Regions from separate parts of the Homo sapiens genome. Here region 2 is linked to region 1. A link is a loop called in an ENCODE intact Hi-C map of the cell type or tissue named here. Cell type or tissue: heart right ventricle. All regions are shown on one strand. Links, peaks and the distances in the headings refer to the core of each region. The heading gives the core; the rest is flanking DNA.

Evidence for each region. Peaks named below come from ENCODE experiments on the same cell type or tissue, not always from the same donor. Only the 100,000 strongest peaks of a DNase experiment are listed, where the experiment ranks them.
Region 2: it touches region 1 in a loop (2.0-fold over the local background); 5 of 110 quality-filtered maps call a loop at or near these places.

The regions. Positions count from the first base shown.
Region 1 is chr9:68,946,596-68,951,975 of GRCh38, reverse strand. All of the region lies in intron 14 of PIP5K1B (phosphatidylinositol-4-phosphate 5-kinase type 1 beta), which reads right to left. Among named protein-coding and RNA genes, the nearest start is that of PRKACG, 65 kb to the left of the region's middle. RefSeq lists enhancers at 894-1,513, 1,514-2,133, 4,563-5,239. In heart right ventricle, for the core only: a CTCF peak has its summit at 2,207; a DNase peak (open chromatin) is centred at 2,174; H3K27ac peaks cover 1,419 bases.
Region 2 is chr9:68,892,746-68,898,125 of GRCh38, reverse strand. It overlaps PIP5K1B (phosphatidylinositol-4-phosphate 5-kinase type 1 beta), which reads right to left. Exons shown (of 16, transcript NM_003558.4): 8 at 3,488-3,787. Among named protein-coding and RNA genes, the nearest start is that of PABIR1, 120 kb to the right of the region's middle. RefSeq lists an enhancer at 1,828-1,977. In heart right ventricle, for the core only: no CTCF peak of the experiment used is centred there; no DNase peak of the experiment used is centred there; H3K4me3 peaks cover 692 bases; H3K27ac peaks cover 3,330 bases.

The sequences.
Region 1 (5,380 bases), core at 76-5,075:
TAAATCTTCGTCTTCTATAGTGGGCAGTTATTAGCTAATGCCTACACCCAATAGATCAAGCAATAACAATATAAGCATGTTATTTAGAAAAACCAAAGTAATTGCCAAAGGAATCAGCTCAAAGAGTTGAAGGTGATTGCACATGAAGACGTAGGGGGAGGTGGACTACGGCTTGCTCTTTTTCTTAACACATGTTACACGACTATTTGTTAAACTCTGGGCATAGAGTTTTGTTACAAAAATAATTTATAAATTTTAAAATCAATCAATACCTTTTTTAATAAATAAAAGGGCTGGATGACATGATGGCCAAAGTTCCCTCTCATCTCCAAAGCTCCGTGATTCTTTCAGGATGAGTTTTACCACTTAGGTTGGAAAGGCAGGAGGGTGAACAGGGAAAAGGCGAAGGCTCGACCGGTTCCCTAAATGAGCTTTGACCTGGCCTTCGAATACCTGGCCTCTCTCCTGTCACAACTCAGTGACCACACAGAAAGCAGCAGGTGAGGGTGGTTGGAATTAGGAGGACACCAACTGAAATGCACTCATACATAAATAAAAGACAAAAAATCTTCTCCCAGACAAAGTGCTTAGTCTGAACCATTCTTCCAGTGTGATGAGAAGCAATGAAAGAAAAGACAGAGAAACTCTACCATTATTTTTTTCCCCATGTAGCCTTCAGGATGAAATTTGCATTATAGCCAAATCCTTCATTTTGAAAACAAATCTGGTCATTTTTAAGTTATTTGTGACCTTCCACACACTAATTTTTAATAGGGCTGGCTGGAAAAATAATGAGCTCCATTACTTCATTACACATGTCACCTTTATTACTTTATCCTTGAAAACAGGTTATTAAATGATTCCATTTTAGATTAATATTATTCTGAATGGAGAGTTTAACATTGTCTCCTAGTTCCCTCCTTACACTTACCTAATTCTCCTGCACCCATAACTATCATGAACTAAATGCAAAGGCAGGTTGTGGTAGAGGCGTTTGGTCTGTCTGTGGGGAGGCTGGGCCAGCTTGGTGCTGTGAAGTGAATGAGTCCTCAGCAGCAGGTTTATGTTAGTGGACTTCCCCAGTGAAATTCCTTCCCTCCCAAATCAACAAGTCATTTAAATTACAGGAGATAAGGCTCACTACTGTGGTGATGACTCCACAGGTAACAGAAGGATTAAACAGAGGATGTCGGGACCAACTTTCTACTTGCCTTGGAAGAAATTGTTTGTTACTCTTCCTGTATGTTTGAAGCATATCAGAGAAACAAAAATGAATCTTGGGATTCTTGCAGACCCCCCAGCTAGAGGACCTCTGGGTGGAGGAGACATGGCCAGAACTGGTAACATGAACCTGGAAGTTCACCTGTTACAGATCCCAGGCCCACACAGGGAACACTACTTTGTACACAACACAAGAGCTAGGCTCAGAAGGCAAATGGAAATACAGTGGTTGGGCCAAAGGGAAACGTCTCGAAGAGAGGCCATGGCAGGGAAGGCAGCTGAATGGGTATGGACAAGCTCCTGGGAAGGGTGCTGCCCTGTGTGAGGCTGCTGGCCAGGGGCTCTCTAGGGTGAGACGAAATTTGCATAAGGCCAGCTTCACCCAAGAGTGCAACTGTCACGTGGACAAAGCAAACAGCAGAGTGAAATGGTCAGGGTGGAGAGGGGGACTCTCAAGGCTCAGAAGGACCAAACTGACCTTTAAGCAAAGAGGGGGAGTCAGTGGAGGCCAAGGAATCTGAAAGAGAATTACCCTGCTTGACTACAGAACCAAGGATCTCTGTAGACTCAGGGAGGTCACGAATAGCTGCTGGGCAGAAATGTATGTTGGCTTCAGGTCAGAGGAACCACACTGGGAAGCAGGTTTGGGGCTGGCTGAAGCATTTCCCAGAGGTGTTGCTAACCTAAAATACCTTTGTTAAATGAAGTTTAGCCTAAAGCTGCCTCCTTACATATTTAAGTTTGGCCTAAAGGTTTTTCTGTACATCGATAACTATACAACAAGCGGAAGTGTAAACCAACCATAGTTTACATTTGTGCCAACCACTGAGTCTTGGCCAATCAGATGTAGCCAACTGTTCGGACCGTGTTCAAATAAGGCAAACGCCGAGCTCTGACCAAGCCAGTAGTTTCTGTGCCTCACTTCGGTTTTCTGCACGCCACTTTCCTTTTGCCGTCCATAAATCTTCTTCCACCACGTGTCGGCGCTGGAGTCTCTCTGAATCTGCTATATGATTCTGGGGGCTGCCCGATTCACATATTGTTCACTGCTCAAGTAAACTCCTTTCAATTTAATTCAGCTGAACTTTTTCTTTTAACACCTTTAAGGCAAAAAGTCACTTTTGCTTAGGGCCTGTCCAGGCATGTCTGAAGTATGAGAAAGGAACTGAGGTCCTGTTCTCCTTACTAGAATCTGAAAACATATCCACTTTGCTATGGTTTTATATTTCTGGCATTACATGTTATGTCCTCTTAATTTCTTCAGAGAGTCCAGCTGTGTCTCAGCTGAACCACAGACAGGTGCTGTTTCACTACTCAGAAAGAACAGAGAGGGGAGAAGAGTTTATTTCCAAAGAACTTTTATATCCTAGTGTGGGTAAGAATTTCTTAAGGAGCTTGCCAAAATGCAGACTTCAGGGCTCCATTTCTAGAGGTAGGTACCCTGATGTAGGAGCTAGTCACACTGAGAAGCATTTCTCTAGAGGCTCCACGAAGGAGGGCAGAGAATTGAAGAGTGTCTACAAAGGTACATCCACTACCAGCAAACCATTCTTCCAGAGACATAGCACTAGTGTTTTAAGTCAAGGGAAATAAAGATGTAGTGTTTTAGTTCCAGAATTAAGAGGCAAAGAATGGATAAAGAAGTCTTTTTTTTTTTGTCAGTTAAAATATTCAAAAATTGGCCAACAGTTTTCCCACTTTTTTTGGCAATATGATTTATCCATAAACTAAATCGATTTAAAAATCTTAGTAACACACAAAAAGTACCCAGAAATATTATCTCACATGAATTCCTCAAAAAATGTGAATGTTCTTTGAATTAATGCTGAATCCTAAATTATTCTTCATATAATGTCAGATATCTGAAAAATTCACTTCAATTTCCTGCCCTGGCAGAAATATATGAGGGATCATTTGAAAAGCTAATCACTTCAGAAGTAATTCTATAATTTGTCAAAAAGGAAAAAAGACATCTGGCAAAATCCAGGTGCAGACTAATGTGATGTAAATCCATGTTTTTTCTTCTATTTTTTTTTTTTCTGGGGGTGGGGAGGAAAAACTAAACTAACAGGCATATTATAAAACTTCTGCAGGTTCCTTTTTTTTTTTGAGGCAAGGTCTCGCCTCTGTTGCCCAGGCTGGAGTGCAGTGGCATGATCACAGCTCACTGAAACCTGGAACTCCTGGATTCAAGCAATCCTCCCATCTTAGCCTCCCAAGTAGCTGGGACTACAGGCACGTGCCACCATGCTCAGATGTGTTTTTTGTTGTTGTTGCTGTTGTTGTTGTAGAAATGAGGTCTTGCTAAGCTGCCCAGGTTGGTCTCGAACTCCTGGGCTCAAGAGATCTTCCTGCCTCACCTCCCACAGTGCTGGGATTAGAGGCATGAGCCATCACTCGCAGCCAGGTTCCAACTTTTTCAGCATGTGCCTCAGCCACAACTGGAGAGAGATGTGACACCACTCAGGTTCACTGGTAATGCTATAATGGTTTTGATTTTTAAAATGGAATATCCTTCTTTCAAGAGACTGAAGAATAAGGAAGGTTTTTGCTTCTCTAAACATGTGGTATCATTTGCTTGATGACTTCATTTCTTGACACTTGGGAAAAGGTGACTAAATCCTTTCTTTACTAAGAATGAAAGAATGTGACCACATTTTCCCCTCATTCTGTGTTTGCTCCAGACTAAGAAAGATTCAGATAAGATGTTGCAGGGGTGGTGGGTTCACAAATGATGTATTGGTAATAAAGCAGAAATGTTTTGTAAGGGCATGGGTGATGGCTATCTGCTCCCAAACTGTGTCACCTGCCTTATCAGAGGGAGTCTCACTTGGGTTCCTCAAGCTTACAAGCCTCTTTGAGGAATTCTCAAACTAAAGATCTATCCCATGTGTCTAGAATTAGCTAAGACATTTCTATGAGTATTTACAACCAGCACAGTACCAGGGAATGCATTACTGATTGTCAGACAGACTTATTGGTAAATACTGGAGTCTCTAATTGCACAGATCATTAAAAAATTTATGGCTACTTTACATAGTACTATTACAATGGCATGAGAATAAATTGGTTCCATGATTACTTCTATAAAAGCCTAAATTGATTCCTGTTCTTGCACTCACACTACCTTTGTAAAGCTTTGACCCTTTCCTCTCTCTCTCTTTTAAAAAAGATCCTGTGTCTATCTAGCTTTTGCTCCATGTGTTGTGGTTGTTTTTATCCTATCTCAACTCTACTTTGCAATGCTGGGGCCCAGAGTTGCAAACGATATCCCATAGGCCTCTTGACTAGGTCCTGTCAGTCAAGGCATTGCAGGAGTTGGATGAGAAGGTGGCAGGAGGACAGAAGCTGCTGGCTTTCTGCTCTCATTTATCTTTCTTCCATTTCAGGGCAGTGTCTCTGGAGGTGGCTATGTTCTTGCACTATCCCAGCTCTTCAGGTAGCATCCTCCGCCACTGTCCCTTCTCCAAGGCGGCAGCAGGTATCGTGGCAGAGCTCATGGTGGGAGCTGCCTCCTGCAGTTATTTACCTGAGTTTCTGGAATTTCCCCCTTCAGTCTTCCAGCCTCCCCACATTCTGTAACCAATTCCCTTTGAAATTCCAAGTGTGTTTTCCATTTCCTGAAAGGACTCTAACAAAGCACTCCATGATGGCTTTTTGTCAAAAACATCATGCCCTTTACAGTGAGACTTATGCGGCAGCTGCAAGGTATTAGTGTCTCAAATCACTTGGTTATTTTATTTCAACAAATGTTTTATGGGGCTTACTATGTGCCACAAGGTATAAATGCTTTCTAATTGTTATTTCATTTAATCTTTATAACAACTCTGGGGGCAGTAGTATAGTAATTCACACTTTACAAATGAGGAAACTGAGGCACATGACGAGCAAGTAACTTGCCCAATGTTAGATCACTAGAAGTGGCAGTTTGAGAGCTAATGTCCTAAGGGATGATTTAGCAAGACGCATGAGCATCTTTACCCACCACCATCTGAGGTGGTGGGGGTAGGAAGGTCTGTTTGCAAGGCAGGAGTCAGCAGATTAAGAAACATAAAAGAACAGGCTGGGCGTGGTGGCTCATGCCTGTAATCCCAGCACTTTTGGAGGCTGAGGCGGGCAGACCAAGAGGTCAGGAGATCGAGACCATCCTGGCTAACAC
Region 2 (5,380 bases), core at 312-5,311, 54 kb after region 1:
CCATCCCAAAGGGCAGGCTTATTATACACAGGGGTCTGGGACTGGGCTTGGGGAAGCCAGGCAAAGGGACTCAGGGGCTGCCACAAGGATGCCAGGAGAAGATGGTATGTGTCAGGAGGACTCAGTGCAGGATGAGGCTGTTCAGGTCTTTTCAGACGCAGAGCTCAGAAACGGCAGCTCTGATTGGCAGTCAGGGAAGCAGTCCATGGGGAGCAGGGAATAAGCTAGGTCAAGCTGGCCCTTCCGGCCAGCACTCATGCTAAAGGAAATAGAATTCCAGGGTCTGAGATGTCAAGCCAAAATATGAAAGGAGAGGTGGGGGCGCCAAGAAGCAGGGGGAGGTCAGCCATAGGTTAAGAGGCTTAACAAATCCGTCTGGGAACAACAAAGAAGCTGGGGTCCAAAGGTCTGGGATTCTTGGATTTGCTACTGCTAAGTCCTTAAGAGCTCCCTGGCACCACCAGAAAGGGTCTTCTGACAATATGTGGCTCTCATATTATGTGGCCACTTTCCTCTTCTACCCCACATGCTCTCCCTATTAACTGCCCCAAAACCAAACAACTATAGCTCCCGGAACACATTGTGCTATTTCACACCCATTGTTTCATACCTATTGTTCTCTTATCCTAGAAATATGCTTCTACTGCTTTGCCTATCCGGAGAAAGCTTCTCATCCTTTAAAAGCAAGCTACAATGTTCCCTACTCTAATCTTCACAATATAATATCATTGCACATACTAGACTGTATGGCAATTGATAAAAAATAAAGGTCGTGCACCTCATGCTTGGCATGTAGTGTGCTTGCAATATGTGCTGATAAGTGAATAGAAGCATATATCCTAATATAGGTTTAGTTCACCTTTCTCTGCCTGGGGTGCTGATACAGTAATACATTTCTCTAACTGGTTTGTTTCTAGAGCCTTAGCCATACTGTCTCACAGGAATTTTAGCAGAGGAGATTCCTGATTGATAGGTGCTGGCCTCAGCTCAGACTAACCTTGCAGACCCTCTGGGTCTCTGCAGCCCCTCAGCCAGCACTGAGGCTCAGCTCTGCAAAGCAAGGGCAATATTGGGGCGATGTCAACCACATATCCTATTGCAATCATCCAGTGAGTTGGCCTTTCAGAGGATGACCTGAAGAGAGAGAGAGGTAACTCTAGGAAGGGGATTCTGAGCCTTGGGGAAGAAGGAAGGGAAGGAACAACGGGCTCCAAGAGATTCACGATCCATCACGAGGATGGGCATTTTTTGGGGGGAGGAGAGTTCACAGCATTCATACGATTTACTAAGAGGCCCTTGACTATTAAATATTAATATTCACCATTCCAGAAATAGGCTTTCCTTGAGGCAGCTCTGCTCAGAGCACCAGCTGTTGAATCCAGATCCCAGAGGACTTGGTCATGGTCAGGACAGATCAGGGAAGGGAGCTGAGTTCCCCTACAGCTCAGCATTTACACACTCCCATACCAGCCCAAGAGAAGCCTTTCTGAAGGCAGATGTACATATTTTGAAGAATGTCCAGGATCTGTGTCTTGTACAACTGCAAATGCAGTGAGTAAGAGGGAGTTAGCCTCAGGATACCTCTACCTTGACCTTTATGTTCCTTAGAACAACAAACCTGCCAAAGAATAAAAAATAAAAAGGCAAATCTCCAGGGTCTCACTTGTGATGAAAAGTTTGGTTTGACCTCGCGGTCTCAGTCCTGAGCTCAGGAAACACTAATAAATAGACAAATCCTGAGCAATGGCTCTTTTACATTTGCTTTTTTTTTTTTTTCTGGCAGAGAAGCATGTGGTATTAGAAGGCAGCAGATAAAGGCTTTCCATACTAAAGAGGCAAGAAGCACACAAAAGAGAAAGCAAACTTAAAACTGGAGAGGCTGACACTAAACTCTGGGGAATTGAGAGTCACTTTTTACCCACATCCTGTAAAGGGCAGAAAAAACACAGGAAAAAGATTTCTACTAAAATATGTGTGTTCTGTTTTTACGTTTTTTGAATAGAAAAACATGCATCACTCAAATCCACTCAGATATCTGAATATCTGCTGGACGTTTTTTGTTCGTCTGTTTGCTTGGTTCCTACTGCTCCTTCCCTGACTTCTGAAAAGATAATTAAAAAAAAATCCTCAGAGTGAGACTTTAAGTTTTAGTTGTTAGAAGCACATGCCTTTGTACCCAAACAGATGTGGGCTCTGTCATTGACTTGGTAAGTAATGCTGGATAAGTTTCTGAATCTCTTTAAGAACCCAATTCTTCAGCAATTAAAATGGAAGTATGAATAGTACTGACTCCAAAGAATTGCTGAGAGAATTAAGTGAAATGATGCATTAAAAAAACCTTAGACTAACCTGGCATACTGTAAGCATTCAATAAACGGTAGCTAAACAATAGGAGTAACATCTCTGTCAATAAAGAAAAACAATTCTAAGGACACATTTTTGTGCACAATCATGCAAGCTATAACAGGCAGAAAGGAAGAAATAAAAAAAAAAAAAACAGAAACAGTAGACCTGTGTTCCTTAGTGGAAATTCCCTACTTTATACCTTAGAAGGGGTGTCAGACTGTCTTCCTCACCTTCACGTGAGTTTGGGTCTGGCAGAGAAGTGTCTCCCCTCCCCTATAACAACATGGGTCATCCGTCCAGGCCCATGGAAAGTGCAGAAAACCACAGCCTGTGCCATCATGCTTTCTGCCCACCTCCACTACCCAACTTAGCCAAGTGGCTGGACGGTTCTCCCATGATTATTATCCTTCAGAAGTTATTAGCACTGCATTTTTCTTTTCTCTAAAAAAATTTTTATCTCTTTTCACCATGTTAGAAAAAATCTTCCCTTAGTTTTTTTTTTTTTTTTTTTTTTAAAGCATTGCAGCCTGGGGGAATTCCTCCCCACTTTGGACAATCACTCCAGCTAAGTTTGCATGGAATGGTGTCTGCCCTAATTGGCAAGCTTCATTCCTGCTCACCTCTTATTCAGACCACATAAAATAATTTCAGCAAACGTGCTGCTCATATCATAGTTTTGCATCCACACTGATCTCTAGGGAGCCATTATTAATCCCAAGTACATTTTCTTTAAACTTGTCTCCCCAGTTCGAGTCTTACTTCTTCCAAGATTTCTATACGGCTTTTCTTACTCAACACCACATTAAACCTAAATTCTATTTCTTTCTAGTTAAACTATCTTCCCCACAGCGGAGAAAGAAAAGAAAACAAAGCTTTCTTGTTTCATTTTATCAAAGAAAGCTGACTTAGCTTATTAGTAAAATCAACAGAGATGTAGGTTAAGGACTCTAGATAACTCCCTTATCATCTACCAATTCCTTCAATATCAGGGAAGCATGGCTCAGCGCCAGGATTGGGAAAGATAGGATTCCACATGTCTGCCACTTTGGACATTCCTTATTTCTATGCTTTCAATAAGTGGCAGCCACAGTTTACATGAGCACAGAGTTCAAAGGAAATCACAACAATCAAACTTCCTTACCCGGCAGTCTCTCTGAAGTGTTTTCATAAGCGCGTTGTATGTTTCCGTATCAAAATACAACCCTTCGTGCATGTCTTGCAGGAAATCTAAGTCCTTAAATGTGGGGTTGGATTTCTCTCTCTCTTTACGGGATGCTCTTCGCTTATACGTTGAGCCTTTCAAGTCATATGTAAAGTGCATTCTCATGGAGCGTGGCAAAACGTTGTTCATCACCACAATCCTGATATTAATGCCTCCTGATTGCATACAATACAGTCCGTAAAATTTTGGCAAAAGAGTCCTTGGATTCTGGTTTAAATTCTAGAAACCAAAAAAAGAAAAATATATTTACAATCTTCTATTTTGACAAAATAATGCTCCACTAAAGATGTGTTTTCATGCTGATATAATAATTAAAAATGGGATGTGATTATCTTTATTAATGTTCATTACTAAAATTTTGCTGTTTCTAATCTATTTCTTAAGTCTGCTTACTGGACAGCAATTTTATTATTCTAAACTCAGGGCAGTGAAAGTGACTGGATTGGACATAATGTCCCAAATTGGCTCCAACTAAAAACAGGCAAGGAATTGACTGGTGCCATGAGTGACTATTCTCTAAGGTAGCCAAAGAGAAAACGAATTGCCAAGGTATGAGGGATGAACATTTAAAATTTTAATAGCTCCTGCAAAACTGTCTTCCAAAATGGCAGACCAATTTACAACCACACTATGTAAGACTGTACATAGATTTTCCCATTACTCTTACCAGGGCTGAATAGTACCCAAACTTTAAAATCTTTGTAAGCATGATTAGTGAAAAATAGAAACCTGTTTTTAAAAATTTGAATGCCATTGATTACTTATGTATTTTTAGTCACCTTAAAGATAATTTTGCTCATTTTTTTCTGCAGGTTTTTGTCACTGTTGAAATTCTTGATATACTCTGGATATTTATCATTTCTCTCATCTATATGGGGTAGTTTCTTCTAGTCTGTTGTCTTTTTTATTATTTAAAAAAACAGGGAGGCTGGGCACTGTGGCTCACGCCTGTAATCCCAGCACTTTGGGAGGCCAAGGCGGGTGGATCACGAGGTCAGGAGTTCGAGACCAGCCTGGCTAGCATGGTGAAACCCTGTCTCTACTAAAAATTAAAAAATTAGCCTGGCCTGGTGGCGCATGCCTGTAATCCCAGCTACTCGGGAGGCTGAGGCAGGAGAATTGCTTTAACCCGGCAGGCAGAGGTTGCACTAAGCCGAGATCATGCCACTGCACTCCAGCCGGGGTGACAGAGCGAGACTCTGTCTCAAAAAAAAAAAAAAAAAAGAAAAAAAATAGGGAATACATGCCTACTTTTGTTCCCTTTTAAAGTAGATAAGAAATTAAAATAGTTTACAAAACGGCATGTAGTCAATGAAAAGTGTCTCTGCTATCCTTGATTCTTCCCCCAATTCTCAACATTTGAGAAAACCACTGCTCTCACTTTATTTCATTCCAGAAATATTCAAGGTGCTTATATTAATTTTGTGTCTGGTATTTTTGGTTATATAAATGTGTTGCCTTAAATTTTTTTTTTTAATTTTTTGAGAGACGGAGTCTTACTCTGTCACCCAGACTGGAGTGCAGTGGCATGATCTTGGCTCACTGCAACCTCCGCCTCCCAGGTTCAAGTGATTCCCCTTCCTCAGCTTCCCAAGTAGCTGGGACTACAGGTGTGTGCCGCCACACCCAGATAATTTTTGTATTCTTAGTAGAGACAGGGTTTCACTATATGTCGGCCAGGCTGGTCTCGAACTCCTGACCTCAAGTGATCCTCCTGCCTTGGCCTCCCAAAGTGCTGGGATTACAGGCATGAGCCACTGCACTTGGCCTAAATGTGTTGCCTTTTGATGTGGTCATGTTTATTTACTTGTT